Linked DNA regions of Homo sapiens: region 1 is linked to region 2. The links are chromatin loops, found by intact Hi-C in ENCODE. Cell type or tissue: thyroid gland. All regions are shown on one strand. Links, peaks and the distances in the headings refer to the core of each region. The heading gives the core; the rest is flanking DNA. Region 1 has its middle 92 kb from the start of LINC02834. Region 2 has its middle 36 kb from the start of LINC02893.

Evidence for each region. A loop is a pair of places that touch in the nucleus more often than their neighbours do. Peaks named below come from ENCODE experiments on the same cell type or tissue, not always from the same donor. Only the 100,000 strongest peaks of a DNase experiment are listed, where the experiment ranks them.
Region 1: a loop joins it to region 2, with 8 times the contacts of the local background. A loop is called at or near these places in 2 of 110 quality-filtered maps.

The regions. Positions count from the first base shown.
Region 1 is chr9:86,608,292-86,624,899 of GRCh38, reverse strand. No RefSeq gene overlaps it. Among named protein-coding and RNA genes, the nearest start is that of LINC02834, 92 kb to the left of the region's middle. RefSeq lists an enhancer at 8,919-9,420. In thyroid gland, for the core only: a CTCF peak has its summit at 9,317 (motif pointing left); no DNase peak of the experiment used is centred there; H3K27ac peaks cover 1,418 bases.
Region 2 is chr9:87,069,867-87,086,474 of GRCh38, reverse strand. It overlaps the pseudogene NFYCP2. Among named protein-coding and RNA genes, the nearest start is that of LINC02893, 36 kb to the right of the region's middle. In thyroid gland, for the core only: no CTCF peak of the experiment used is centred there; no DNase peak of the experiment used is centred there.

The sequences.
Region 1 (16,608 bases), core at 5,279-13,278, 460 kb after region 2:
AACAATAGAGTCCTTTTTTTCTGCAATTCACAGCTGTCAGAGATCATTTAACTCCCTATATATTTCCAAAAAGTGATGCCTTTAATAGGCAGCATAAACACTGGGGTTAGAGCACACTGAGGCTTGACTTGGATGCACGGTGTTAGGGCACAGCTCGCATCTGTCAAGGTCTGGAAACGAGGCCTAAGTAAATAGGCCTTAAACTACATTTAGAAAAAGAATGCAAGAAAAAAAAAAGGAGAGAGGGAGGGTGGGGTGGAAGGGGGAAAGATGAGGAAGACAGAGAAAGGGAGGGAGGGAGCAGGAAAGAAAGGAAATTATACAAGGATGAAAGAGAGAGACTAAACTTCTGCCAGGGAAGCTGAAAATGCATTAATTAAAGCTTCAAGTAACTTCTGAAAATGGTTCCTTTCCATTCAAATGTAAACTTAGTCATAAAGAAACATGTTAAATCTCACATGTCAGGCCCAAACAAATTTCCTAGTTATTAGGAATTCAACCAGAGCTCTTATTATCTCAATAGTTTATATTTAATTTCCAATTTGTTTTTCTTCTTTTACAACAGATCCAGGTATCACATATAACATGTGCTGATTTTTCTGTTCCTCTGAATATTTTCAATGGCCTTACTGTTCTCCAAGACCAATAAAACCAGTGGTGTGATGTTCCTCCCTTTGGAGTAGGATTCTGTATTAGAAATATAAATCCAATACAGTTATTAAAGAGAGACTATGAAACTTAAGAAAAAGGCTCACACTTCTAATTAGGCAAATGTGGCCTGCAAGTTTAAATGTTTTTTGAGCTCAGCAGTGTTTGTAAAAATATAAGAATCTTAAAACAATCTTCCTTTCAAATGAATAGTGGGAAGTAATAAAATGGTCTTCATAACATGATGTTAAGTAAAATTCTAAATGCATTCAGGAATTTTATATATAACCTTTAAAATAACTAACCTTTATAAAGTGAATTTATGGGAAAATATCGGCTAAGTTTATCTTCTTAAGTAATACCTGTATATGTACAAAAGCATAAAAAACTCAGCAATCCACAAAGTTCCAAGAAAGAAACAACTCACTTCAAACCGTGACAGCCAGAAATAAGCAATGGTAAGAGTCTACGAATATTGTTTTTACGGAATCTCTCCAAACCAACAGAAGAAGAATTAATACGTTAGATTTGATAGAGATATCTATAAACGGATAAAGATAGACACAAAAATGATTTCATTAAAATAAAATTATGTAATAGTTATCCTTTAAAAATACTTGATCTTATTTTAGGTGCATTTACAAAGATAAAAGAAACTGAAGTAAAAGTGAGGAAATTGCAGAATTTCAGATAAATGTTTCTTTCTTTGCCATCTGAGATCCAGAAAGAAATTTAAGTCATTATCAGCCTGGAGTCATCATCTGTGGCTGCCAGTTTTAAAAAAATACATATTTTATTTTTAAATAGTTTGGATTGATTCCCCACTAAAAAAGATGAGACCCAGGCTGGGCATGGTGGCTCACACCTGTAATCCCAGCACTTTGGGAGGCTCAGGTAGGTGGATCACTTGAGGTCAGGAATTCGAGACCAGCCTGGCCAACATGGTGAAACCCTGTCTCTACTAAAAATACAAAAATTAGCTGGGCGTGGTAGTGGGTGCCTGTAATCCCAGCTACTCAGGATGCTGAGGCAGGAGAATTGCTTGAACCCGGAAGGTGAGGTTGCAGTGAGTGGAGATTGTGCCACTGCACTCTAGCCTGAGTGAAAAAGTGAGACTGTGTCTCAAAAAAAAAAAAAAAAAAAAAAATTTGAGACCCTCTTTTACTTCCTCCTACCTCCAATCTCCCTCCCAATTTTTGTTGCTTTATATTATTTCTATTTCGTCAGAGTTTGAGACCTTTACATAAATCATAATTCCCCCATTCATTTCTTCTTAGATGTATATTTGAATGGAATCCACACTCACAACTAGTCTTTCTACTACCATCTGTCCATGCTTGACTTCTTCATCTTGATTCATTCCTTGCCCCAGATTATATATATATATATATTTTTTTTCTTTTTTTTTTTACATAGGCAAACACTTTTTTTGTAAAATATATTAGAAAGCTTCCAGTTTAGTGTGAACAATGGAAGTTGGGTAGTTGTAATTGTGCGTTTAGTGAGAGTTAGGGAAAACATAATCTGCTTAGGCACGTCGGACTTTAAAACACTGGAGACGTAATTTGTGAGAGGACTTGATGTGCCTCCTAAGGGAAACCATGCGAAAACTTCAGGGGCTGACAGGAGAGGCCTCTAAGACAGGGTTAAGGCTCCAGATCAGGGTGTGGGGAGATGCCGGCCTCATCCAGTCTTTTAGAAGGGCCCAGTTAGGTAGCAAATGCCTCTGGAAGTCAGAACGGTCTGAGAGTCTGTCTTGATACATTTATTATTGAGAGGCGAGGACTATTTTTTAGGGGTGATCTGTCGCCTCGCCATGCCACTTCTGTTTAGATGTTTAAAAGTTACCCCAGGCTGGGCGTGGTGTGGAGGTTCACGTCTGTAATCCTAGCACTTTGGGAGGCCAAGGTGGGTGGATCTCCTGAGACCAGCCTAGCCAACATGGTGAAACCTCATCTCTACTAAAAATACAAAAATTAGCCAGGCATGGTGGTGGGCGCCTGTAATTCCAGCTACTTGGGAGACTGAGACAGGAGAATTGCTTGAACCAGGAAGCGGGGGTTGCAGTGAGCCGAGATGGCATCATTGTACTCCAGCCTGGGCAACAGAGCAAAAACTCCATCTCAAAAATAAATAAATTAATTAATTAATGAATTTAATTTAATTAAATAACCCCAAACTCAGCCTATCAAAACTTGAAGATACCACAAAAATTCATACCCACAAGGATAGTTATAATTTCAAAATAGGGGAATAAGAGTGTTGGCAAAGACGTAGAAAAATTGGAAGCTTTGTACATTGCTGGTAGGGGTGTAAAATGGTGCTGCTTCTGTGGAAAACAATTTGGTGGTTCCTCAAAAAGTTAAACTTACAACCCAGCAATTCCACCACTAGATATATTCCCAACACAAGAGTGGATAAACAAACTGCAGCACATACATACACTGAAATATTATTCACTTTCAAAAAAGGAATGAAGTACTCATTTATATTACGACATAGATGACCTATTGTACGATTTCCCTACCATGTGGCTCTCCTCTGTCTTTCCTAGTTAAGTGAGGAGGCGTCCTCGTCTCCTTCATTGCACAGGTCAGACATGTTCTCTCCCTTACTTTTATATCCTGTATCCAATTCATATTCATCTTTCTCCACTGTCAACATCCTAATCGGCATTATTTCTTAGGGTGATAAGTGAGGGCCCCTTTTCAGTCCATTGTCCAAAATACAGAAATGTACCTGTAAAACAGCACTTGCATGACCAAATGGCCTCATGCAGTTTTTGAATTATTATGACTATTTTACTCCAAAAAGGGATATTTCTCAGTTTTCCATATAAGAGAGTCATATGAGCAGAAAAGCAGATTTAGCAAACTTTTTTTTGTAAAGGGACAGATAGGAATTGTTTCGGCTTCACAGACCACACAATCTCTGTTGCAACAACTCACCCCTGCCATTGACAGCAGTGAAAAGCAGCCATGGATAATATGGAAATCAGTGAATGCAGCTATGTCTCAATAAAACTCTATTCATAGAAATGGGGGGTGGACATTAAAAGAAAAATTAATACCAATCTTTCTCAAACTCATCTAAAAAAATAGAAAAGGGGTGAACACTTCCTAACTCATTCTATGAGGCCAGCAAGGCCCTAGTATCCAGAATATATAAAGAACTCTTTCAACTAAACAACAAAAAGACAACCCAAATAAAATAGGGCAAAGACTTGAATAGATATTTCTTCAAAGAAAATGTAAAAATGACCAACAAGCACATGAAAAGATGCTCAATCTCATTAGTCATTAGGGAAATGCAAATCAAAATCACAGTGAGACACCACTTCACACCCACTAGGATGGTTATAACTTGTAAAAAGGGGGAAAAGGAGGAAGCCAGGTGTGGTGCTGCCTGCCTAGTCCTAGCTACTCAGGAGGCTGAGGAAGGAAGATCACTTGACACCTGGAGTTTGAGGCCAACCTGAGCAATATAGCAAGACCCTGCCTCTAAATATATACATACATATATATATATTATATATATATATATATATATTTTTTAAGCTGGGCCCATATGGTGGCATGCACCTGTAGTCCCAGCTACTCAGGAGACTGAGGCAGGAGAATCATTTGAGCCCAGTTGGAGGCTGCCTTGAGCTATAATCACACCAGTTGTTTGTAGGAATGTAAAATGATGCAGCTGTGGTGGGAAACAGTTTGACAGTTCCTCTAAAAGCTGAACAGACAACTCAGCATTTCCACCACTAGATATATACCCAAAATAACTGATAACGGGGTCTCAAATAAATAGCAAATAGTGTTCATAGCAACACTATTTACAATAGAAAAGGGGTGGGAACAAACTCAAACGCCCATCAACAAAAGAATGGATAAACAAATTGTGGCATATACCTATAATGAAATATTATTCAGTTATGAAAAAGCAGTGAAGTACTCACTCATACTACAACATGAATAACCTCAAAGACATTATGCTACTTGAAACGGGCCATCCACAAAAGATCACATGGTGTGTGCTTCTATTGGTATGAAATACACAGAATAGGTAAAATCCATAGAGATAAAAAGTAGATTGGTGGCTAAGAGGGGCTGGGGAAAGAGGGGAATGGAGAGTAACCACTTAACAGCTTAGGAGTTTCCTTTCGGGGCAATGAAAATGTTTTGAAAGTCAATAGAGGTGGTGATTGCATGATGTTGTGAATGTACTAATTGCCACCGAGTTGTTCACTCTAAAATGGTTAATTTTATGTTATATAAATTTCATCTCAATAAATTTAAAGAAAAATTTAAATTTACAAAAACAGGGGTAGGTCGCATTTGGCTTAGGGTCCCTAAGTTGCTAAGTCCTGATCTAGACTGGTTAAGGAGTTCACCACTAGCTCTAACAGCGCCTTTCTCGCTGACCCTGGGACTAACAGTTCTACCTACCCCAGGCCTCTTCTTCTCCAGGAAGCCATTCTTGAACCTTCTACCCTGACCCTGCCTGGTATAGTTAGTTGTCCATCCAGTAGGGACTCCTCCAGCCATGTCACCATTATCTCTGTATGTCTTCATTTCTTCTATTGAACTTTGGGCTTTCAGAAAGCATAGACTGGATTTCATTCCTCTTTCCAGCTCCAGTGCCCTTTCAGTGCCTGACACATAATAGGCACCCGGTAAGTGTTGTGTAATGAACAGATAAATGAATAAATAATTATCAGAGACATCTGACCTTTCTGGCTGTTGGTTTGTTCACATGTAAAGTGAAGAAAATAATGCCTTATTTTTCCTTCACAGGGGTTAATTGTATAATTGTGCCATTCCGTCCTTATATGAACCTAAACATAGCCATGATTAGATATTATGTGGTTAACCTCAGTTTTCATTAAAATATGTAATTAGTGATAACAGAAATAAGCAGGTTGTCAGAAGAAATTACTGTATTTTTCAGTTGGGTCTAGCATATCTGATTTCTTCCCCTTTGTTTGCTTAAATTTTTCTTCACATTTTCCAAGTATAAAATTGTGGCTCATGCCTATAATCCCAGCACTTTGGGAGGCTGAGGCTGGTGGATCACTTGAGGCCAGGGGTTCAAGACCAGCCTGGCCAACATGGTAAAACCCCATCTCTACAAGAATACAAAAATTAGCTAAGTGTGGTGGTGTGCACATGTAGTCCCAGCTACTTGGGAGGCTGAGGCATGAGAACTGCTTGAACCCGAGAGGCAGAGGTTGCAGTGAGCTGAGATCATGCCACTGCACTCCAGCCTGGACATCACAGTGAGACCCTGTCTCCAAAAAAAAAAAAAAAAGTAAACATATTCAGAAAAATATTGAAAGTTAATATTTATCCCATCTTTCCCTATGCCTCATCTTATTACTCATAAGTTATTCTTTTAATAATTTGTTTTTAATCCCCCATAACTATGAATATGAATTTATATCTCTATTTTTATTTATAAACTATAATATTAAATATTAAAGATCAGAAAAGAAAAATAAGGAAGGACAATACGCATAAAACAAGTCTGTCCTGGGAAAACTGGTATTTTCACCCAAATTGTAACCCCATCTTGACCCCCCTAGATTGTACATCTAAGGATAACAACTTTATTCAGTTCTGCGCATCTCCAGAACTCCTACCATGGTGTGTTGTATAAAGTAGCTGATACTACTTGTAGAATGAATAAATTCAAGCTTGTTCTCTACCCTCTAAAATTAAAACAAAAAGTAGAAGAAGATTTAGTCTGCACTGCCTCCATCTCTCCTCAAACGTCCTCAGCAGAGTTGCTGGGAATAAAAGAGTGAGTAAGAAGACATGCCCCTCCCCTCAGGGAACCCCCATTCTTAGTTGGGGAGAAAGACAAACAAGTGTAAATTGTAATTCAATCCTATAAAAAGAATCAAGAAGCTGAAAACAAAACCAAAGCATGTGAAAATATGAAGGAGCTGGCCAGGTGAAAAGTGGAGGTTATTCTGGGGATTAAATAAAATAATGTATGTGAAAGCACTGTGTAAACTCTAATATGTCATACCAACTCCAGGTCTTGCCATTGCTGCTGTTAGCAAAACTCTGAGAGAAATTCTATCTTCTTTTTCCTGCTGGAGTTGGTAGTGGCCAGAAATGCTATGGCACTCTTTCCAAAAAGGTTTTCTTTTTCCATTGGAATAAATGGCCCAAGGAGCCAGTACTGTAACAGATGCCCAGGTCACACCTATTATAACTTTCTTTGAAGAAAGGTCCAAAGCAAAAAAAGGCATTGCCATTTTTTCTTTTTTCTTCTTATTTTATTTATGTATTTATTTATTTTGAGGTAAGATCTCTCTCTGTCGCCCAGGCTGGAGTGTAGTGGCTCACTACAGCCTCGGCCTCCCAAACTCAAGCGAGCCCCCCGCCTCAGCCTCCTGAGTAGCTGGGACTACAGGCACACACCTTCACATGCAACTAATTTTGTTTTTTTTTTTTTTGTAGAGATGGGGTTTCGCCATGTTGCCCAGGCTGGTCTTGAACTCCCAGGCCCAAGCGATCCTCCTGCCTCGGCCTCCCAAAGTGCTTTACAAAGGGATTACAGGCGTGAGCCACCACGCCTGGGCCATTATTAAGCTGAATTCATAACTAAGCACTTAATCTTTCCACGTTCAATGCAATTACAGTTTCATGTGACCACAGAGCTGGTGGAACCTAGGACTACACACAGCACTCACATACACAGGCACACACACATGCTCACATAGACACATACAACTAGAGAGTTCTCGAATTCTCACTGAGCTGATGCACAGAGCAGGAGACAGAGAAATCAGTCCATGAATCCAAGTATGAAAATCCAGAAAGTAACATTTAAAGGAAAACAGAAGAAAATACACATTTCAAGAAAGGCTTAAGCCTTTCTGGAAAGAGGAGAGAGATGCATTTTTTAGAGTGCTGAGCAGCTGCAAATACTTGTCTATCTTGAATCAGCCAACCATGATTCTTACAATCAGCCCCAACATGTAGTGCAGAGAGAGCAGGGTTTGTCATGAAGATCTTCAAAGACCTTCAATGCAGAGGACTTTGGTAACAGCGTCAGTTCCCTATCTTCCTAGTAAACAGCACTCCCATCCACCAAGTGTCCAAGCCAGAAACCTAGGAGATGTTCTCAACTCGTCCATTCCTTCATTCCCTTCTCTCACTCAGTCACCATGTTCTCATACCTCCTTAATCTCTCCTAAAGGTATCAATTTGTGGGCACTCCCCTTGCTACTGTTAGAGTTCAGTGCAATTCTCTCTCAGTTAGACCTGTTACAAAAGCCTCCTCACTGGTCCTTTTCACTTTGACTTTACCCATTCCAGCGTGTGTTCCTTATTCTACATTCAATGTGTTTTCTGAAACACAAATCTGAGATTTACAACATAATGGTTAAGAACTCGGGCTCCAGGTCAGAATGCCTGGGTTCAATTCCACACACCACCACTTACCAGCTCTGTGACTTTGATCAAGTTACTTCTTGTTATATGCTGAGTTGCGACTGCATTTGGAGATGGGGTCTTTAAAGAGGTAGTTAAGTTAAAATGAAGTCATTAGTGTAGACCTTAATCCAATCTGACTGGTGTCTTTATGAGAAGAGGAGGTCAGGGCACAAACAGGTGCAGGGGAAAGACCACGTGAAGACATAAGAAAAAGACAGCCATCTGCAATCCAAGGGCAGAGACCAGGAGAAACCAGCTCTGCCGTCACCTTGATCTTGGACTTCTGGCCTCCAGAATTGTTAGAAAATAATTTTTTGGGACAGGCGCAGCGGCTCACGCCTGAATCCTAACACTTTGAGAGGCCAAGGCGGGCAGATCACTTGAAGTCAGGAGTTCAAAACCAGCCTGGCCAACATGGTGAAACCCTGTCTCTACTAAAAATACAAAAAATTAGCCAGGCATGGTGGCAGATGCCTGTAATCCCAGCGACTCGGGAGGCTGAGGTAGGAGAATCACTTGAACCTGGGAGGTGGAAGTTGCAGCAAGCCGAGGTCATGCCACTACACTCCAGCCTGAGCGACAGAGCAAGACTCTGTCTCAAAAAATAATAATAAATAATAATAATAATAATTTTTTTGTTGCTTAAGCCACCCAGTCTGTAGTACTTTATTCTGGCAGCCTCAGCAAGCTAATAGACTCTACTCTCTAAAGCCCATCTTTGCATGGCAAAATGGAAATAATAATAGTATCTCTCTCAGAGAATTGTTGGGAGAATCAACTGCAATACTGTGTATGTTACACCTAGAACATTGTCTAACACATAAGTCATACAAAGGAGCAATGAAAAAGATAGTGATGATGACGATGCTACCTCCTTACCTAAAATTCTTCATTGGCTCCACATTGCCCAAAAAAAGAAAGTCCAAACTTATTAGCACGCTCCACGGCACTAAATGACCCAGACAGTGCATGCCCCTCAGCTCACCTCTTGCATGTGCTACAGCCATTCCAAACTGCTTAGAGTTTCCAGAGCACCTGCTGTCCCATTGTCCCAGGCTTTCTGATGCCTCCCTTTCTTCCTAACAGCCTTTTCCTACAGCATTGCTTACTCTCATCTTCAGAACAACTGCTCAGCTAGGATGTCATCTCCTCAAGGATCTCTCTGTGCTCACTTCTGCCCCCTGCTGAAATAAGAGCCCACAACACCCTGTCATTAATTTTATTTTACCACCTATCACTCTGTATGATAGTTGCATATGTCCTATCAGACTTTTCCAAAGGACCTTCTATTCCTTCAGCGATTACGCCTGATTCATTATTGAATCCCCAGTGTAGATCCTAACATGTGCCATGAACTAACTCATGAAATATTTGTGGAAGGAATGAATGATTCTGACCCTATGTCATCAGCCATGCTTTCAGTGGGGGCCTTGCCTGCTCGTTCCCACAGCACACTCAATGAGAATCTCACAAGGCATGACAATGCATGCTCAGGTGCCAGAATTCAGGACTAAGTCTCTGGTAGATAACTGTGTGTTTCAAAATCATTGCAAGAGGATACAAAGGAATGTATTATATTTGACAGGAAAAACCCTGGTGTGCAAACAATACATCTATGTAAGCTGCAAAAGAATGATTGTAAGCTTTTTTGAAAAAGAGGATGAGATGTGTTCAGTAACTCTGAGGAATTTGTTATTTACAAGCACGTTGCTGGTATTTTGGCCATCAGGCATTTCTCTCAAATGAAATGCCAAGAATGTGCCTGAGAACAACAGATGCCTTTCATTTGGAGGCCCAGCTCTGCTCCTGACAGAAAGTGTGTCCCCATAAGGTACACCCTGCTTGCCCCAAACATGCTGGCCCAGAAGGCATTACCCGTCCCCCCCTCTCATTTCCTCCGTGCTAGCAGTACCAGCCCCTGTGAGGAAGACTCAGAGGTCAGTCGACACCCAGCCATTCCCCCACATACATGCTGACTAAACTATCCTGAGTAAACCAGTCGAGGCCTTATAGCCCCCCAAAACATTTGCATGATGATGTTACTTTTTAAATTCAGTATCAGCCTGGGTGTGGTAGCTCATGCCTGTAATCCCAGCACTTTGGGAGGACGAGGTGGGAGGATCACTTGAGGTCAGGAGCTCGAGACCAGCCTGACCAACATGGCAAAACCCTGTCTTTACTAAAAATACAAAAATTAGCTGGGCGTGGTGGTGCATGCCTGTAATCCCACCTACTCGGGAGGCTGAGGCAGGAGAATCATTTGAACCTGGAAGACAGAGGTTGCAGTGAGCCAAGATTGCACCACTGCACTCCAGCCTGGGTTACAGAGTAAGACTCTGTGTCTAAATAAATAAATAAATAAATTCAGCATCAGGAATTTTGAACTGACGGGCTTTCTCTCACTGATATGTTTCCATTTATGTCTTAATTGCCAAGACTTTGAGACTCGCATTGAATATCTAATCACAATGACTATGTTAGCCGATGCCTTAGGTCTGTTTCCTTCCTCACTTCTGTATGATATTGAATTGTCCAGTTTTACTCTAATTATGCTGGCAGAGGGCATGGGTCTGGGCTCTGAAGTCAGACTACCTAGGTTTGGATCCCGGCTCTGCCCCTCATCAGCCGTGTAAACTTGGGGAAGCTAATTAACCTTTCTGTGCCTCAGTCTCCTTATCTGTAAAATGGGGACAGTTAAATGAGTTAATACACATAAACAGAAAACACAGATATGAAGATATAGAAACGTATGTAAAAAATAGAACAGTGACTGGTACAAAGTCATTGCTACGGCAGAATTTTTTATATGTAGTTATTAATATAAGTTGCTTGAATATCTTTGGGAAGCAGTTTAAGTATAAATTATAAATATATGATAATATTAGTAAAACATATTTGCTTTAGGAATGTATAGCTTGTAATTTTTCTGATTGGTACAGAGTCATTGCTACAACAGAATTTTTTTATATATAGTTATTAATATAAATTGCTTCAAATATCTTTGGGAAGCAGTTTGAGTATAAATTGTAAATATATGATATTAGTAAAACATATTTGCTCTAGGAATGCTTAGCCTGTAATTTTTCTTTTTGATAACACAATTGACAGAACAAATTTGATTCAGGACCTCATGGTGTATGCACACACACATACACACACACACAAACACACACGCTGTATTTACCTTGAAAACAAAACTACAGCAATATTCTAATCCTAAATGTGAGTTTTTTGTATTTGGAATTCTGTGATTTGAATTGCTGCAAAATCTATGTCTACTGGACCACTGCCACTTCTTACATTTTACTGTGTTTGAATAATTTGGGTCTCAAAGGAGAATCATGGTTTAAAAAGCCAAATAAAGAGAATAATGTGTTAATAAGCTTATCTTTATTGGAGGGGTAGCCCTTTAAACTAAACATGAGCTCAGACATCAGACCGTGCTGGCAAAAGGTCACAGATCCTGATGTCTATTTTAAAAACTACTTTCCATACCTACCTACCTGGCAACAAAAATGTCAAAACAGTTCACAGACAATTAAAAACTTTTTTTGTTCTGGAAGTGTTTGATTCAAATTTCATTTCAGGGATAATGTACTATCTGGCTCTGGAGGCCTTGCCCAGGGAAACAGTGGTGAATGTGATGAGCCCAGGTTCTCCTTAGAGAAATGAGCCACCAAGAGGGTGGCCTTGGCAGGTAAATAGGTAATTATCATGCTGTGTGGAATCTCACCTTCTTGTGCTGGAAGCAAGAGAAAAGATACGTGAGCTCAGGTAGGATACCTAACTTCAAGCCACAATACACATTTCCAATATTAGCTACGGTTTGCAGAGAACTCACATTTCATGCTGTATCTGCCAGTCACAGAAACCTAGGTGAGAACAAAAACAAACCTATTAGCCACTTTTAAATGGCTGAGTTCATATTTTCAGTGAAAACACTTGGGATTGGCAATGACCACTAAATCACCTATTGCTCTGCTTCCCCCACAACTCTCAAAACATTTTTACACCCTTGGTGCTCATACCTTTGTTTACATTGTTTTCATTATGACTACTGATCGAGTAAGAAATATTTATTGAGCACCAACTCTTTGTGGTAGAAATTATAGCATATCCAGAAGTAAAGCCATAGCAAACTTAGCTTTTGCAAGACTTAAGATACTAAATACTATACTTTAAAAAAAAAGTGTAGGATGATACAAACAGAAGCACTCAGGTCTACAATTCAGACTTACCCAGCATGCACTGGCATGGGGGTAAGGTTTGAAATGACCCATGAAAGCTAGAGAATAAATGGACGTGTAAGGGATGGAAAGTGTTGCTGCGTGAGAAAGGCAGGGCAAAGGAGCTGGTAGGTAGACATAGAAGAGCAAATAGCAAAGATCTGAAGTTGGGAATGAGCTTGTCATCTTTGTACAAAATCAGGAAATCAGGCTAGAGTTGGGGCCTATACACAGGTGGGGTCAGATGAGAACCCACGCTCCCCCCAACATACCTCTCTCTTTGATGTGTCTGTGCTTGCACACATGCTGCTCAACTGTCTCCACTGTCTCCACCACCACACTGCACACAACTCAACTAATTGATGTCCTCAAATAATAGAAACCCATTTTCTAGGCTGGACGTGGTGGCTCATGCCTGTAATCTCAGCACTTCTGGAGGCCGAGGTGGGCGGATCACGAGGTCAAGAGATCAAGACCACCCTGGCTAACACGGTGAAACACTGTCTCTACTAAAAATACAAAAAACTAGAGCCAAGATGGCCGAATAGGAACAGCTCCGGTCTACAGCTCCCAGCGTGAGCGACGCAGAAGACGGTGATTTCTGCATTTCCATCCGAGGTACCGGGTTCATCTCACTAGGGAGTGCCAGACAGTGGGCGCAGGTCAGTGGGCGCGCACACCGTGCGCGAGCGGAAGCAGGGCAAGGCATTGCCTCACTCGGGAAGCGCAAGGGGTCAGGGAGTTCCCTTTCCGAGTCAAAGAAAGGGGTGACGGACGGCACCTGGAAAATTGGGTCACTCCCACCCGAATACTGCACTTTTCCGACGGGCTTAAAAAACGGCGCACAACGAGATTATATCCCGCACGTGGCTCAGAGGGTCCTACGCCCATGGAGTCTCGCTGATTGCTAGCACAGCAGTCTGAGATCAAACTGCAAGGCGGCAGCGAGGCTGGGGGAGGGGCACCCGCCATTGCCCAGGCTTGCTTAGGTAAACAAAGCAGCCGGGAAGCTCGAACTGGGTGGAGCCCACCACAGCTCAAGGAGGCCTGCCTGCCTCTGTAGGCTCCACCTCTGGGGGCAGGGCACAGACAAACAAAAAGACAGCAGTAACCTTTGCAGACTTAAATGTTCCTGTCTGACAGCTTTGAAGAGAGCATTGGTCCTCCCAGCACGCAGCTGGAGATCTGAGAATGGGCAGACTGCCTCCTCAAGAGGGTCCCTGACCCCTAACCCCCGAGGAGCCTAACTGGGAGGCACCCCCCAGCAGGGGCACACTAACACCTCACACGGCAGGGTATTCCATCAGACCTGCAGCTGAGGGTCCTGTCTGTTAGAATGAAAACTAACAAACAGAAAGGACATCCACACCAAAAACTCATCTGTACATCACCATCATCAAAGACCAAAAGTAGATAAAACCACAAAGATGGGGAAAAAACAGAACAGAAAAACTGGAAACTCTAAAAAGCAGAGCACCTCTCCTCCTCCAAAGGAACGCAGTTCCTCACTAGCAATGGAACAAACCTGGATGGAGAATGACTTTGACGAGCTGAGAGAAGAAGGCTTCAGACGATCAAATTACTCTGAGCTATGGGAGGACATTCAAACCAAAGGCAAAGAAGTTGAAAACTTTGAAAAAAATTTAGAAGAATGTATAACTAGAATAACCAATACAGAGAAGTGCTTAAAGGAGCTGATGGAGCTGAAAACCAAGGCTCAAGAACTACGTGAAGAATGCAGAAGCCTCAGGAGCCGATACGATCAACTGGAAGAAAGGGTATCAGCGATGGAAGATGAAATGAAAGAAATGAAGCGAGAAGGGAAGTTTAGAAAAAAAAGAATAAAAAGAAATGAGCAAAGCCTCCAAGAAATATGGGACTACGTGAAAAGACCAAATCTACGTCTGATTGGTGTACCTGAAAGTGATGGGGAGAATGGAACCAAGTTGGAAAACACTCTGCAGGTTATTATCCAGGAGAACTTCCCCAATCTAGCAAGGCAGGCCAACGTTCAGATTCAGGAAATACAGAGAACGCCACAAAGATACTCCTCAAGAAGAGCAACTCCAAGACACATAATTGTCAGATTCACCAAAGTTGAAATGAAGGAAAAAATGTTAAGGGCAGCCAGAGAGAAAGGTCAGGTTACCCACAAAGGGAAGCCCATCAGACTAACAGCGGATCTCTCACCAGAAACCCTACAAGCCAGAAGAGAGTGGGGGCCAATATTCAACATTCTTAAAGAAAAGAATTTTCAACCCAGAATTTCGTATCCAGCCAAACTAAGCTTCATAAGCAAAGGAGAAATAAAGTACTTTACAGACAAGCAAATGCTGAGAGATTTTGTCACCACCAGGCCTTCCCTAAAAGAGCTCCTGAAGGAAGCGCTAAACATGGAAAGGAACAACCGGTACCAGCTGCTGCAAAATCATGCCAAAATGTAAAGACCATCAAGACTAGGAAGAAACTGCATCAACTAACGAGCAAAATAACCAGCTAGCATCATAATGACAGAATCAAATTCACACATAACAATATTAACTTTAAATGTAAATGGACTAAATGCTCCAATTAAAAGACACAGACTGGCAAATTGGATAAAGAGTCAAGACCCATCAGTGTGCTGTATTCAGGAAACCCATCTCACGTACAGAGACACACATAGGCTCAAAATAAAAGGATGGAGGAAGATCTACCAAGCAAATGGAAAACAAAAAAAGGCAGGGGTTGCAATCCTAGTCTCTGATGAAACAGACTTTAAACCAACAAAGATCAAAAGAGACAAAGAAGGCCATTACATAATGGTAAAGGGATCAATTCAACAAGAAGAGCTAACTATCCTAAATATATATGCACCCAATACAGGAGCACCAAGATTCCTAAAGCAAGTCCTGAGTGACCTACAAAGAGACTTAGACTCCCACACATTAATAATGTGAGACTTTAACACCCCACTGTCAACATTAGACAGATCAACGAGACAGAAAGTCAACAAGGATACCCAGGAATTGAACTCAGCTCTGCACCAAGCGGACCTAATAGACATCTACAGAACTCTCCACCCCAAATCAACAGAATATACATTTTTTTCAGCACCACGCCACACCTATTCCAAAATTGACCACATACTTGGAAGTAAAGCTCTCCTCAGCAAATGTAAAAGAACAGAAATTATAACAAACTATCTCTCAGACCACAGTGCAATCAAACTAGAACTCAGGATTAAGAATCTCATTCAAAACCGCTCAACTACATGGAAACTGAACAACCTGCTCCTGAATGACTACTGGGTACATAACAAAATGAAGGCAGAAATAAAGATGTTCTTTGAAACCAACGAGAACAAAGACACAACATACCAGAATCTCTGGGACGCATTCAAAGCAGTGTGTAGAGGGAAATTTATAGCACTAAATGCCCACAAGAGAAAGCAGGAAAGATCCAAAATTGACACCCTAACATCACAATTAAAAGAACTAGAAAAGCAAGAGCAAACACATTCAAAAGCTAGCAGAAGGCAAGAAATAACTAAAATCAGAGCAGAACTGAAGGAAATAGAGACACAAAAAACCCTTCAAAAAATCAATGAATCCAGGAGCTGGTTTTTTGAAAGGATCAACAAAATAGATAGACCACTAGCAAGACTAATAAAGAAAAAAAGAGAGAAGAATCAAATAGACGCAATAAAAAATGATAAAGGGGATATCACCACCGATCCCACAGAAATACAAACTACCATAAGAGAATACTATAAACACCTCTACGCAAATAAACTAGAAAATCTAGAAGAAATGGATAAATTCCTCGACACATACACTCTCCCAAGACTAAACCAGAAAGAAGTTGAATCTCTGAATAGACCAATAACAGGATCTGAAATTGTGGCAATAATCAATAGCTTACCAACCAAAAAGAGTCCAGGACCAGATGGATTCACAGCTGAATTCTACCAGAGGTACAAGGAGGAACTGGTACCATTCCTTCTGAAACTATTCCAATCAATAGAAAAAGAGGGAGTCCTCCCTAACTCTTTTTATGAGGCCAGCATCATTCTGATACCAAAGCCAGGCAGAGACACAACAAAAAAAGAGAATTTTAGACCAATATCCTTGATGAACATTGATGCAAAAATCCTCAATAAAATACTGGCAAAACGAATCCAGCAGCACATCAAAAAGCTTATTCACCATGATCAAGTGGGCTTCATCCCTGGGATGCAAGGCTGGTTCAATATACACAAATCAATAAATGTAATCGAGCATATAAACAGAGCCAAAGACAAAAACCACATG
Region 2 (16,608 bases), core at 5,847-13,846:
GAGGCAGCCCACATTCCCCCATTGGCTTGTGGTCCCTCCCTCCAGTTTCAAAGCCAGTGACGTTGTATCTCATCTGGATAATCCAGATGAGCCCAGTCTAATCTGAAAGACTGTAAGTTTACTCACATCGGTAAAGTCCGCTGTGCCATGTAAGGTGACACATTCACAGGCTCAGGGATTAGAGTGAGGGCCTTCACAATGGGTGGGCACTAGGCCAAGCTGACAGAGAGTGCAAATACAGCTCAGCACGACACATCCGCTTGGGATACTTCACCTCTAGACCATTGAAAAATGGCCTCAGCCAAAGGCCAGGGCGGAGAGGACTGGCATCGGAAAGCCCACGACGAGAAAAGGGGCAAAGCCACCTTGAACACTGGCTCTGGCTCATGGTGGTGCTTGCTTAGGTTCCCTCCCTTTCCTCCCCCTTCTGTGACTTTATTTCCCTTTTCCTTCTTGCCTCCTCTTTCCTCTGTCCTCTAAGCTGAAAGGTGCCGGGAAATATTTCCTGTGAAGGTTTGCCTATTTCTTGTCCTTGAGATACAAACGTGGCTTCCCTCGGCCCAGCTCGTCCTTTATGGATTCCTGCACTTGCCCACAGTCCTCTGCCTAGCCAGGGCGAGGCGGGTGAACCTCGGCTTCTCCTTGCTCATCTCTCACCCTTTCATCATGCGGGCGAACAGAGCCTTCCTTAAAGGCCATGAAACATCCTAGAAGAACAGGCCATTGTGTGTTATCAATGGAGGCTTCAGAAACCTCTGGGTCAGGGTTTATAAAAAAAATTTTTAATAGGGAGGTGGGGAGTTTCTGTCTCAATCAGACAATGAGGACATTATTTAAGAGAGAGATCACAATCAAATCTGAGACACTGCTTACAGCTTTATCCTCCTCTCTGCTGTACGTTGAGCACTCATCCTCTGCGGATCCCAAACATTGGAAAAGGGAAGGAAAAATAAAAGTGAAAAGTAAATTCTATTCCCACAAAGTAGATTTTACTTTTAAATATGCTCTTTATCTTCATTTTTCACACACACACGCAAATAACGCAGGTAAGTTTTTGATATAACTACGCTCTCAGAATACCTCTTACATGAAATTAATTATAGGAGTCGGGGCGCCAGGGGAGGGGGAGGGGAAAAGGGGAGACCGTGCAAACGGCGTGGCCGCCATCTCGTTTATGCGCCAGCTTCGCGCGTGCTGCGTTCTCCGAGACTCCCGCTTCCCCCCTCACCTCCGCGGTGCCTGAGCCTATGCAGTGCCCGACTCCGCAGGAGCGCCAGGGCGGCTCCTGCTCTTCCTGGACTCCCTGAAGAGGCGTTTGTCGAAATGTCCACAGAAGGAGGATTTGGTGGTACTAGCCGCAGTGATGCCCAGCAAAGCCTAAAGTCCTTCTGGCTTCGGGTCATGGAAGAAATCTGGAATTTAGCAGTGAAAGATTTCTGAATGCAGGAACTCCCACTGGCTCGTATTAAGAAGATTATGAAACTGGATGAAGATGTGAAGATGATCAGTGCAGAGGCCCCTGTGCTCTTTGCCAGGGCAGCCCAGATTTTTTATCACAGAGTTGACTCTTCGAGCCTGGATTCACACAGAGGATAACAACTGCCGGACTTATGTCGCCATGGCAATTACGAAATTTGATCAATTGGATTTTCTCATCGATATTGTTCTAAGAGATGAACTGAAACCTCCAAAGTGTCAGGAGGAGGTGCTGCAGTCTGTAACTCCTGCTGAGCCAGTCCAATACTATTTCACGCTGGCTCAGCAGCCCACCGCCCGTCCAAGTCCAGGGACAGCAGCAAGGCCAGACCACCGCCAGCTCCATGACCACCATGCAGCCTGGGCAGATCATCATCGCACAGCTTCAGCAGGGCCAGACCACGCCCGTGACGACGCAGGTTGGAGAAGGTCAGCAGGTGCAGATTGTCCAGGCCCAGCCACAGGGTCAAGCCCAGTAGGCCCAGAGTGGTACTGGATGGACCGTGCAGGTGATGTAGCAGATCCTCACTAACACAGGAGAGATCCAGCAGATCCCGGTGCAGCTGAAGGCTGGCCAGCTGCAGTGTATCCGCTTAGCCCAGTCTGTATCAGGCACCCACGTTCTGCAGGGACAGATCCAGACACTTGCCACCAGCGCTCAACCGATTACACAGACAGAGGTCCAGCAAAGACAGCAGTAGTTCAGCCAGTTCACAGATGGACAGCAGCTCTACCAGATCCAGCAAGTATCCATACCTGCGGGCCAGGACCTGCCCAGCCCATGTTTTTCCAGTCAGTCAACCAGCCCTCTGATGGGCAGGCCCCCCGGGTGACTGGCGGCTGAGGGCCGGAGCTGGCAAGGCCGAGGACACTCAACACAATTTTTGCCGTACAGCCCCAGGTCATGAACACAGCCTTCTTCCCCAGAGGACCCGGCCGACCTCAGCTCCTCCTGCAGGCTAGGACAATGGCGCACTAGGCCTCATGCCTGGGGGCCGAGATTCTCCAACAGAAAGATGCAATATTTTTTGTTTCCTTTTTTCTCCAAGGAATCAATATTTCAATATGTTGAGCTGTGTGTCCAATGCTATGAAATTAAAATATTAAATCACATATTTGTGGCATTTTCTTGAAGAGTGTGGCTGAAGAAATATTTCTCCTTTTGTTTGTTTTGTTTTGTTTTGTTTCTCACCGCCACTTCTTTTTAGAAGCAAATCTCCCCGTGGGTGTACGATATTTCTTGACCCTTGGAACAGCTGCTGCCCCCAAGATTTGCCATGTTGTTCTACCCTCAGATTGAATTAGGTCAATATGTGTAGCTGCGTTTTCACTAGTGGTCCTCTCCCCATCCCTTGCTCTTACCCCAAAGCTCTGTGTATTTGCATCCAGAGGCCATGGAAATATTCCTTGCATTTAAGAGACAGATTTATTCCCCATGGAGAGTGGGTGGGTTCATTGCCACACTCTTTTCTCCCAGGGACCCAGGACACTAGGACTTTATGTGTTTGCTGCCCTCCTCCCTTTTATTTTTTAAATGCATTAAAAACTGTGCTAGTCCCCTTTCCATGGCCTTCAAACTGCGTGAAATGCAATAAATCTATTTTAGATTAAAAAAATAAATTAATAAGACCTTATCTTACTCAAAAGTTAGCCCTTAGATTTACTAACACAATAAGAGTTGCAAAATAGACATATGGTTTCAGAAACATGCATGTAACTGATTGTTTTTGATTATAAAATTTCTTACTTCCTTAATGATAGGAGTGGAAATGTGGATTTAGCTATCCTGTGGATAGCCACTGCAAAGATGAATTTAGCCCACGGTTTGATGATTGGACTATATTCCTTTCTTTATTCATCTGAACATTTCAACCAGATGGAAGCACTGTGCTAGGTGTTGGGGACAAAATGATGACTAGGCCTATCCCGGCTTTGAGAGTTTCACAGTTAATAATTTCTAAATAATGAAGTAAAGACAAAGAAAGAGAAATCACAGGGCCCCATGAGAGAAAGAGAAGAACATAAAACTTAGCTTGAATGTGAAGAAACGTCAGGAAGGAAGGGATATCCAAGCCGCGTTTTAAAAATCAGCAGAATTTCCAGAAGGTGAATGGAGGGTAAGAGAGTGGGGGCTGAGAAGGTGAGCAAGAGGGAAGATGGAGAGGAAGAGCAAGAATGAGAGCAGGGATATGGCTTGAAAAGGACCTCAAAATGCTGGGTGTTCCTCAAGCACTGCATTAGAGGCCAGCCTGAGAGGGACGTGTGGGGCTGTTGTGCACGTCACGTTTGTTGTCTGTGCTGCATCTTCTCCCCCTTATTCTAGTAATGGCATCTTGGTTTTCTTTGGGGGAATTACTTCTGCTCTAACTTTTTTATGGTTGGGGATAGGGCTCTACCTAACTCAGGGCTCCAAAGATGAGCACATGACCAATGGCTGGCTGCTCAGAACATCCCATCATTTTTGATACTACTAATGGGTTCAACAAGAGGCAAACACTCAATGGATTACAGAGAATGAGTAACACTAGCTGTTGTAACAGTCTCTAAATCTCAATGGCTGGTTTCCCCCTCACAAAAACAAACAAACAAAACATTGTGCACGCTCCTGATCAGGTGGTTCTTCAGTATGGCTTCCTCCAAGTGGTGACTCAGGGATCTAGGCTCATTTCAACTAATGGCGCTGTCACCTGCTGAATGTTCTATGCCCAGACAATGAGTGAAGAAGTGAATGTGGAGTGGGTCCAGGTCTGGAGGAGATGGTCTTTATTTTTACTTACATTTCCCTACCTGGCACTGTGCACATGACCAGACCTAGATGCGAGGAACCTGGGGAATGTGCTTAGCTGTGTGCTCGGGAGGAAAAGGAAACAGTTTGGGGAGCACATTCTATTGAGTGACTCTTCCACACTCAAGTGGGGCTAATAAGAGCCAATGAGCCCAAGTCTTGGGGTCATTCTTTCCTGAAATAAATGGAAAAAGAGTTTTAGGGAGGCAGAGGTGATAAGGAAAAAGTCTGGTGATGTGGTAGAACCATGTCTGGTGCTTTGGTGAGCTTCTGCGCACCGAGTGAGAAGAACTCACCCAAGAAAGAAAGGAACATGAAAAAAAAAGCTAAGAGAAAAAGAGGGTCCAGGGTAAGGCAGGCAAGATGCCTACAGTGCAAATTTAAGAAGGCAAGCCTGTGTACATGGGCTCTGTCTCTCAGGGCCCTGCTAGAGCAGAGTCAGTACTTGCATGACCTGCTGCCTGAAATCTTGCACCCCAGGCACAAAGATTGCCCAGACCTCACCCTGAGACAGAGAAAATCTTGGCAGTATTATTTGAACTCCTGGATCCAGCTGAAACCAGTCCCATGCGCTGGAATTTTCAGCCACATGAACCAATAAACATACTTTTAAGCTAAAGCTTTTTAAGTTAGGTTTTTGTGCCTTGCTACCAACAGAATTCTGATAAATATGCATTAGTACCATAGAGAACCTGTGAAACGTTTTAAGCAGAAGAGTAGCAGAGAGGGGCCAACATAGTTAACCCAATCTACGTGTAGCACATCCTGCCATTCTCACCGAAAACGGGCACTCATCTCACCTCCATGAAGGTTTTTCTCCGCATAAACAGTGTTAATCTTGCCATCAGGATTCGCAACTAAACGCAAATTCAAAAGCTTTCTCTAAATCAAAATAGCCTTTATAAGACTGTATTTGATGCTTTTGACTTTCCTGCTTTTAGCTGAAAGTTTTTGAAGCTGGTACTGCAAGCAAAGGCCTTTCTGTAGCTTTTCTGGCCCCTCCAGGACCAATAAAAACTTAAAATCTTGCAGCAGGAAAATATGCTCCAAGTTAGCACTGAGTCTTAAGGAAGTGAGTAAGTGAAACGAGTGTTTGCTTTTTGGGATTGAATTTGATGCTGGGTAAGAACCAGAAAGTATACATAGTGTATTTGGGGCACTGCCAATGTTAATCCCATAGGTGGCCCCAGTGGGGCAGTGGTGAACGCTACCTTGGAGTCCAGAAATTGAAATAGAATCCACTGTCACTGTAAACTATTTCCTGAGACAGTGATTGTCATTACCAACATTCCCTCTTCTGCTGTTTGTGAATCTCAAGGTTTAGATCAAAGTAACACTGGCAGCAATGGATATAAATAGCACAGTGGGCCATTTTACAGCCACTCTGTGGCCACACAGGGGCTAACTAGGGAGTGGGTAGGCAGGGAATGGTGATGTAATGACTCTCGACTATTACGCAGATCAATTTCTTTTTACACTGAACAGATATGCCCTAGAATATTATGATACACGCTGCCTTCTTATTATCAAATACCAACGTGTTTCTTTCTGTCAATGGTTTCGTAATTTGCAAGAGAGAGAAAGCAGACATTTCCCTTGAAGCTGTTCCTCCTGATAAGTATCCCAGATCATCTCAGGAATTTCCATTTGTCTTATCTTTTCAGCAATACTGCCAGGAAAAATGTCAGACTTTTCATTTAAAGAAGCCAGAAGGTATTTGAGTTCATATAAAAGATGAGCAACATTTTGGTGGGTTTTTCTTTTTTTAATCTCGCCATTAATTTCAGTTGTAGACTGTCCTATAAGTTAAATGGTAATTTTCCTTCAATCTTTTTATTTGGCCACCAAGTAATCTCTGAATAGATTTGAGAATGAACATTAGGAGGCTTGGATCTCCTGTCTTAGGGAAAATCCCTTAAGGGGTCTATTTCTCACGTGCTCCTGCAGTCAAACAGAAATAAAGCCATGTGACATTGTTGCCTGACAGTTTTATTTAAAGGTGAGTCTTCTTAAATTGACATTAACATATATCTTCATATTAGTCCACCTTCATACTGCTGTGAAGAAATACCCGAGACTGGGTTATTTAAAAAGAAAATGAAGTTTAATGGATTCACAGTTCCACATGGCTGAGGAGGCCTCACAATCACGGTGGAAGGCAAAGGAGGAGCAAAGGCATGTCTTACATGGTGGCAGGCAAGAAAGCATGTGGAGGGGAACTGCCCTTTATAAAACCATCAGACCTCATGAGACTTATTTACTGTCATGGGAACAACATGGGAAAAACTTGCCCTCATAATTCAATTACCTCCTACCAGGCCCCTCCCATGACACCTGGGGATTATGGGAGCTACAATTCAAGATGAGATTTGGGTGGGGACACAGTCAAACCATATCAATCTTCTACCCTAAAAATTGCCTATTATAGATTTCCCTTCTTCTTAGACTGTTCCATGAGACTTTTGGAGCTGAGCCACTCTCTCCTTTTAAGAGGAGTCTTTTTGTTCACCAACGTAGATCCAAAAGCTTTTTGCTTTGCATTATTTTTAATCATTATAATTCACCTGGGGATCCCTTGAAATGCTTTAATGAAGACATAATGAGCAGTTATATGCTTAAAAACACTGAACTAGAAGTCTATGCTAAACATAAGGCTCTCTTGTCATTAGTCTAGGTATTTACCTCAGCTTATCTCTTCTTTATTTTACCCAAAATACTACTTGTTCTAATGGAGTCTATCTGCATTCTAGAATCAGAAAGAATTCCTTCTCCTTGACTGCAGTGATCAGGGCTTGGAAGAGCAGACTAGCAAGGATAATGAGCCCATTTTGGGATGCTGTCAAGTAGCGTTCCTTCACACAAATCCCTAACTATTTTGCAAGGTGATTTGGAAAAGAGGTGTTTACCCCATTTGGAATGGCTTTCTTTCTTTTTTTAAACTATCGATATTTTATTTTATTATTTTTTTACTTCTACCTTTTAAGTGCATGTGCAGGTTTGTTATACAGGTAAATGTGTGCCGTGGTGGTTTGCTGCACAGATCATCTCATCACCCAGGTATTAAGCCTAGCATCCACTAGCTATTCTTCCTGATGCTCTCTCTCCTTCCACCCACCCTGCCCTCCGACAGGCCCCAGTGTGTGTTGTTTCCCCCCATGTGTCTATGTGTTCTCATCATTTAGCTTCCACTTATAAGTGAGAACATGCAATATTTGATTTTCTGTTCCTGTGTTAGTTTGCTAAGGATCATGTCCTCCAGCTCCATCCATGTTCTTGCAAAGGACATGATCTCATTCCTTTTTATGGCTGCATAGTATTCCATGGTGCGTATGTACCACATTTGCTTTATCCAGTCTATCACTGATGGACATTTAGGTTGATTCCATGTCTTTGCTATTGTGAATAGTGCTGCAATGAATGTACATGTGCATGTGCCTTTCTGACAGAATGATTTATATTTTGGTGGGTATGTACCCAGTAATGAGATTGCTGAGTTGAATGGTATTTCTGCCTCTAGGTCTTTCAGGAATTCCCATACTGTCTTCCACAGTGGTTGAACTAATTTACCATCCCACCAGCAGTGTAAAAGCATTCCTTTTTCTCCACAACCTCGCCAGTACCTGGTTTTTTTTTTTTTTTGACTCTTTAATATTAATAATGGCCATGCAATGGCTTTCTTCTTTCCTTTGGATTATTTAAAGCCCTCTTGTCTCTTCATATAAGACAGAATTCTAGACTCCTGTCAATCATTCATTCACTGATTTATCAAATATTTATGAAGCTCCTACTATGGGCCATGCCCTATTCTAGGCACGTGGGAAACATTGTTGAACAAAATCAATTAAGTCATCAGCCCTCCTGATGCTTATATTCCTGCTTTGAGTCCACATGGGTCTTGCTTTCTCTGAAATACTCCAACATTCACTGCTGAAAGGAACTGGATTCTTACCTATATACCCTGATGGCTGGTGTCCTAATTGTTTCACAAGTTAGACTTACAGGGTTGTGTTAAACGAACAGGCTTTGGAATCCACTGGCCTGTGTCACATCTCACCTTGATGAGGCACTAGCTTGAGCAAAGACCAGAACTCTCTAGGCCTCATTGTCCTCATTTGGAGGTGGCACAAACAAAACCACCTAGTTCACAGAGATCTGTGAGGATCGTATGAGAGTTCCACACACTGTACTTAGCCCTGTGGCGCACTGAAGTATGCATTTCATATTATTATTTTGTCTTGAATGTGAAACTACGGACTCAAGCAGTCAAGAAATACCTTTAAAATTGCTTCAAACTGACCTCATCCTCCTTCACTGGGCAGGCTAGAAAATTATTTTGAGTCACTCCTGTGACTTCTCCTTCTCTCTATATTTTTAAAAAATCTGAGAAGCTTGTGTTTGGCATTCAGAGGCAGAAAAGGGTCTGTGATTTCCAGACACAAAAGGGTCTGTGTGGCAGATCTCTGCTTTTGGGCCATGCATGAGGCCAAATCTTCAGTGCTTGGGCTCCAGCCTCCCTAGGAGCCCAGTGCCACCACATTACCTCAGAGGCTCTGCAAACTCACTAGGGTGCTTCCAGAGACATGCCTATAGGTCCCTGTTTTGCCAACAACTTTGGAACTTTACCCACTTCCTGGTCTGGGGTAAGCCGGTGCTTCCATCTTTTTGCCCTGAAAGATAAGACTCCTTATAGTCCTTTGTATCAAGGACATCCAGAAAATTTCAATCCATCCAGGCTTTCACAAAGGCAAGAAGAGTTGAATTACCAACCTTAAAAAGCTTCAGGTTCCTACCATAGCACAAACCTCCCTGATGCAAAAGAGTTTACAGGTAGGAAGAGACCTGGAAACAGGCAGGCCAGGGGAGGAAGACTATACTCTACAGACACAATATCCTTTATAAAAATGGATATCTCCATACAATTTCCTACAACATGGAAATATTCTCTGCAGTTGGGACCATGTCTTGTGCTGTTGTGATATTGCTTACATCACCTGACAGACATAGCCATGAACACAGTGAATAGATTTGAAATGCTGGCACAAGGCCTACTCAGTGCATGGGGAGGTCAGGTTGAAATAGTTGAAATGGATGTGACTTACTTCCAGGATTTTGATTTACGAGTCATAGATCCAGGAAACCTCCATGTCCCGCAGTTCACTCCAGATGGCATTCCCTGAAAGGTGTCTGTCTTGGATCTTGTTCATGAAGGGGGAGTTACTAACAAGAGCCAGGAGGACCAGTTCATTTCACAATAAGGTCCTTGTCACCTGGACTCTGAGGCTATTGTTAGCTCTATGTCTTTCTCCCTTTTACTTTTATGCAAATGTTATAAATAAACTATAATACTCATCTTGTGAGGTGCCCAGTTCCATTTCCTGATCCTTGGGACACACAGTGCCAACTCTGATGGTAGCATAGTTCCTATGCTCTTTCAAACTCAGCAGTCATAATTGTTTGTTTCTCTTTGAACAATTTGCATTCAGTCTTAATAGAAAGGTGTCAGACTTTATTTCGGAGAACCATCCAGGAAAAAGCAGAAACACACTCAGAAATATTTGTTCAGAGACAATGGAAAAGCAAAATACATATTATTAAGGGTCTGATGTTTATCAAATGACTTCTCCTTCGGCAAATTATGAAGTGCACAGACTTAAGATCCATTTATGTTTTTCTTTTTCTTTTCCTTTTCCTTTTTTTTTTTTTAAGGCGGAGTTGCGCTCTTGTTGCCCAGACTGGAGTGCAATGGCATGATCTTGGCTCACTGCAACCTCTGCCTCCTGGGTTCAAGTGATTCTCCTGTCTCAGCCTCCTGAGTAGCTGGGATTATAGGTGCTGCCACCACGCCTGGCTAATTTTTCGTATTTTTAGTAGAAACCGGGTTTCACCATGTTGGCCAGGCTGGTCTCAAAGAGCTGACCTCAGGTGATCCACCTGCCTAGGCCTCCCAAAGTGCAGGAATTACAGGCATCAGCCACCGTGCCCAGCCCTGTTTAGGTTTTGAAGTGAATATTTTGGAGAAAAACACATGGAGGAATAAAATTCATTTTGATTATCACTGCAGTGGTAAAGAGCACAGACTCTGTGAGCAGATGGCCATGTTCGAATCCCAGCTCCTGCACTCATTATCCCTGTGACCCTGGGAGAGTTACTTAGCTTCTCCAGGACCCCCCACTTCCTCACACATCAAAATATATATAACAACAGATTTGCAATGAGTATTGTAGGGGTGCTGGCACCCCACTCAACCCCCCTTGGCATGCCTTCTCCCTGTGAACACTTATGTCTTCTTACCCCAGGCTCCCTACCTGTCTTTGCAGGGACTTCCTGGCCACCAAGTCATATTCAACACATGAGTGAGGCAGACCGGAGTGCTAGGAAGTCATGGCCCATGGGAGCAGGACTTCTCACCAACAAAACAAGAAGTGGGTAAGTAAGTGCTGCAGCCTTCTGGACCCTGTGGGGAGCTGGGGGGCAGCACTGAGGCTCTACATCCTCTCTCAGAGGTTCCCAATGGAATGGAGGCCTGGCTGCCCACAGCAGGAACTGTTCATGAACGCACCCTGTACTGGCTTCTATCCCTCCGCACTCTCACCTCTCCAACCTTGCTAGCACTCCTTGGAATCACCTCCCAAGCAAAATTCTGGTCCCTGGGAAACACAATCTAAAACAACTATAGAGTAACATAATGTTATAAAATGCTCTGCACTTTTCACTAAGTCACAGTAAGTATTAGGTAAATATTGGTCAAATGAAAAAAAAAGGCAAAGTATAAGTTATTTTTACCAGCCTGAGATAGTCAAAACATAGGATAACATGCTTTACTGGCTTGGATTTGATGGGAAATCCTGGACCAAGAAAAAGTAATATTTAAGAAAAAGAGTATCTGGTGACATAAGATTAATAATACTTTATTTATTTATTTATTTATTTAGAGACAGGGTCTCTGTCACCCAGGCTGGAGTGCAGTGGCGCCATCTCAGCTCACTGTAGCCTCTGCCTCCTAGGCTCAAGCAATCTTCCTACCTCAGCCTCCCCAGTAGCTAGGACCAAAGGTGTGTGTCACCACGCCTGGCTAATTTTTGTATTTTTAGTAGAGACAGGGTTTTGCCATGTTGCCCAGGCTGGTCTCAAACTCCTGAGCTCAAGTGATCCACCCGCCTTGGCCTCCCAAAGTGCTGGGATTACAGGTGTGAGCCACTGCGCTTGGCCAACTACCATTTTTTTTTTTTGAGTGCCTACTATGTGCAGAACAAAAACTTTAGCAAAGATTATTGGTGAGCCTTAAAATTTTACCTCCAATTTGCCAAATTTCCTAACATTTACATATACACATACAAATTTATACACCCACGTACATACATCTATCTGCATACACACAGCACCCACACTCACGCCATGCTACTCACGCATACACAGACATATTTATGTACATTCATCAATGAGCAATGACTGGAAAGGCCATGGCCAAGGGCAGGATAAATTTCTGTAATAGGCAAGACTGATATTGGGCTGGTATGGTGGAGCCCTAACCTGTATTTAAATACTGCAGTACCCCCACACTGGTTGGTAAGTAATCACTGCCCTTTACATTCAACTATTGCAATACTTACCAACATTTCGTGAGCAGAAAGTGTAATAGTAAATTTTCAGTGTGGAAGTGCTCCAGTCCTAAGTGCAGAAATAATTGGCTTAGATATTCAATTAGAGCAGATTTGTTAGCATTGTCATCATAAAATTCATTTTCAATTGAGCAGCACGATTTTATAAAGTGACCAAGCAACTCTCCATCAAAAGTGGCAATTTTTGTTAAGCATGAGGTCCGATGATCCTAAATGGGAAATATAGTCATAATAATATAATAAAATAAAACAAAATATTTAAAACTACCTTGAAATTGCTAACATTATTTTATGCCCATGTGTTCATGAGTTCCCCATGTATGCATAAGTCAAAATTTAAGAAATATTTAATATAGAACAAACCATGAAAGTATATTTATACAATTAAATTAAACATTAAATAAATCCAAATTAATTAAATCAACTTGATTTAGTTTGAGCAAAATGCCCTCTATTACAGTATTTTTGTTAATTTGAATTTAATTAGCTTTGTAGTTTCATTTGTATTTGATGTGCGAATATGTTTTGAGTTTACAGTTGCATAAGCTTTGCAACTACAGAGGTCACACTTAGGTTTAGGTTTTTACATATTTAAGTGACATTCTAATAAAAATGATTTTTGTCAGGACCAGGGTTCCAGAGCATTTTTCTCCCCTTATAAAGATTTAGTGTCCACTGACTCAAGTTTGGCACTTGCTCAGTGTCTGGGGTGAACCGGCTAACTTTTCTGCGCCTACGTTCCCTCATCTCTAAAACAAAGATGTTCTCTGCTCACCACCCTGCACCCCCGACAACAACAAAACAGACTTTCTGTGGTGTCCCCAAAGCTCCAGCCCTGCTCCTGTCTGGAAAGGTCATGTGGTAAAAGTAACTTGTGTTCTTTTTCCCTTGCCCCTTCGCTGGGGAGACAGGTCGTCTTTATCAGCATTGTGTTTTGTTTGTTTTTGCTTTTAATCTGTGAGCGTTTTTTAAAAAACGAAGTCAGATAATTAATAATAATGTAATCTGTATTTCAAAATTTCTGAGACGATAGATTTTGAACGTTCCCACTAGCTTGAGTTCATCATTCTGTATTGTATACATATTTCAACCACCACATTGTACCCTCTAAATATATACAATTGTTGTTTGTCAATTAAAAAAAAAAGAGTCAGATCTTTAGAATCCCAGAAATGAGCTTCTCACTCAGGCTTGGCTATATCATTTTTGGGGCCCAGTATAAAGTAAAATTGTGGGGGTCCCTGTGCAGAAAGCAGGGAGCAGTGTTAGGAATTAAAATATCAAGCATTTCTCCCCCCATTCCACTCCCTCTTGATCTGCTGTGGTGTTTTATAGTTCCTATTTAGTGTCGCTGCCTGCAGGGCCAGTGCAGACCCTCACAAGCCCACAGAGGCCTTCAAAGCATGAGCGTGTGCATTGGCTGCCATGATCCCCCTCACTTCCCTGGATCAACTTCCCCTGACCCAGGCAGATGGATGACCCCCTAGGTATTGTCACCCCTGTAACATGCAGTCAAGGCAGATGAGAGGCTTACCTCCACCAAGTCACCCCGCCAATGCATCATGATGCTGCTGCCTTGAGACACCTGAAAATCCCAGTGCCTGTGCCTAGGCCCCGACCAGGGCCAGTTGCTGGGTGCGGGCAGGGAGGAGGAGGAGGCCGAGCAGGACCCAGAACTCCAGAGAGTAGGAAGGCCAAGAACATGTCCCGAAGAGGACCCTGTGTAAACCAAATCTCCAAGCCCTCAGCCTCAGTGCCTGCTTCCCTGTCTCATCAAATTTTATTTACAAAACACAAAGCCAAAGATGATATGATTAAGAATATCAAGATGACAACCACAGAATACTAAATTCTAAGGACAACCCTCTTGAGGGCAGGACCCTGTGCAATTGTTCTGGCCTCAGGCCCATGTTCCTGTTTCAAGTTAAGGTAGCCAATAGGCATGCTTATTGTGATGGTCATTTTCCTAATGTGAGGTCTCTCCCTCTAATGACTACGCAGAAATCAGAAAATTCATTGCATGCAACAAAAGGTGTACATCTGAATGGGAGAAAATAGATGGGCTCAAGGAGAGCTATAGGTGGCAGAGCCTAACTCCTAAATGGAGCACCTCAGGGCCCTCCATCACCAGGAAACACCAGGCACACTGATGAATGTGCTAATTGCAGGTCTGGGTGGGCAGTGCATGGAGAGGCAGAGTTGGTGTGGGCTGCGTGGGATGTGGTGCAGGGAGGGTAGGCTTTCCTTCTGCTACACACACAACAGCAGTGTGGCTTGCACAGGAGCTGTCACCCTCCTGACAGCCAGGATTTCCCTTGATGTACCCATCTACGCTGGGCTCTGAATTCATTTTGGTTGTTTTGTTTCCTGCAGGCATTCCGTGGCCAAATGTAAGATGAGAGGTTGAGAATTTCCCAAAATATTCAATTCTGTTTATAACATCTGACTCCTAAAAAGAAAGCCAAATAAGCTGGTGTTATCAACCACCCAACAAGTCAAATTCCTTTTTTTTTTTTTTTTTTTTTTTTTTAAGACAGAGTCTGGGTCTGTCGCCAGGCTGGAGTGTAGTGGTGTGATGTCAGCTCACTGCAACCTCCGCCTCCTGGGTTCAAGCGATTCTCCTGCCTCAGCCTCCCGAGTAGCTGGAACTACAGGTGCATGCTACCATGCCTGGCTAATTTTTGTATTTTTAGTAGGGACAAGGTTTCACCATGCTGGCCAGGCTGGTCTCGAAATCCTGACCTCGTGATCCATCCACCTTGGCCTCCCAAAGAGCTAGGATTACAGGCGTGATCCACAGTGCCTGGCCTCAAATTCCATTTTAATCCAGAATCTTTTCCTATAGTTAAAATTGCATAACTCCAGGACCTAATGCCTGCACAGGGTACACACCCAATAAATATTTGTTGAATGAATGGCTGAGTTATATGGTTTGGCTGTGGTCCCAACCAAATCTTACCTCAAATTGCAATAATCCCCATGTTTCAAGGGTGGGGCCAGGTGGACATAATTGAATCATGGAGGCAGTTTCTCCCATATTGTTTTTGTCATAGTGAATAAGTCTCATGAGATCTGATGGTTATATAAATGGGAGTTCCCCTGCACACTCTTTCTTGCCTGCTGCCATGTAAGATGTGACTTCGCTCCTCATTTGCCTTCTGCCATGATTGTGAGGCCTCCCCAGCCATATGGAACTGTGCATCCATTAAACCTCTTTCCTTTATAAATTACCCATTCTTGGGTAAGTCTTTATTAGCAGCGTGAGAACAGACCAATACACTGAGTAAACGAATGCATTGATTTGGAGTTTTCGTCTTCGCGTTGACACAATTTTTACCCCCTTACAATAACTAGAAAAGGTAGACAGAACAAGTGTTATTTTCCCATTTTACATATGAGGAAATTGAGATTTGGAAGGATTAAGTACCTTGCTCAAAATTACTCAAAGTTATTGGGCTTCCTGTGCTCAAATGTAGGGCTTTTCTGCTGCTACAGGGTACACAACAAAATTCCACCCTGATGGCTGCGCCACCTGCCCTACTTTGCTCACAAGCCACATTTATGGTTATCTTTTAAGTTTTGTCTTACAAATTTTGTCTTTTAAGTTTTATCCCTTTGGTGAACCAGGGCAGACAAATTGCATTTTTGTGGACTCTGTGTTTCATTGGCTAGAGGTGATGATGAGCTATCAACAGTAAAATGCTTTAAGGAAATCATCATCACCATTATCACACACACACACACAAACACTTTTAAGAGACATACTTAGCTGTGGAAGTATCTCTCCATGTTCTTTTGGTACAGAAAACATCCTGTTTTCCAGGGATACACACTTCAGGAGATGGAGGAGTGGACAATCATGCTTAAGTACTTAAATTCTAGGGCTCAATTTGCCAGAATTCCTGTTCTGAACTTTATTCCATATTCCATGAATGACCTTAAGATGTTATTTAGTCTCTCTTGACCTCAGTCTCTCACATGTAAAGTTGAGATCATAAAAATAGAAAACTTGGAAGGGTGTTGTGAGATGGGCTGGTAAAGTGCTTACAGAGTCCCTAACACGTGGCGAGAGAATAACAGGTGTTCTCTTGTTTCTAGGGCAGGCAGAGACTGCATCAAGGAAGGATGAGGCCAAAGCACTCAGACATAGATTTGTTGTGAAGAATTCCCCTTACATATACATCATTGCACATCTCTGTGCATGTCGTCAGATTAAATCCCACTGTCCAGCTGGCTAAAAAATAAATTAAACATATTAACCCAATTAAATAAAGGTACGAACTTCCGTATTTGCAAGTGCATCTCAATACTTCTCTATTTTGTATAAGATTCAGCCATAGGGCACGGAATTTGCCCCTAAATCTCAAAACATTAGTCATTTTGTGTTTCTTTTATCTTTCTCTTTATTTCTTTCCTTCTTTCTTTCAAAACTTAAAGTTGTTTTCTGGCTGTTTGAAAGACAGTTTCAGAAAATAAAGCTGAGATTGAAAAAAATCCTTATGTTGTTTGTTGCTAAATTCATCCCTAACTGTGACTGGGGCTCCCATTTAAAATGAAATGACTCAGGACAATTTCTACTGGAAAATGAATTACTCCAGGCTTATGTTTCCTTAAATGTAAGCGTGTGAGGCAATCTCTTTCTACAGCTTCTAAATGAACAGCTGCCTTGAACTTTCTCATAATCAACCACACGAAGCTCTCATCCTTTGCTTAGTTCCTCCTTCAAGA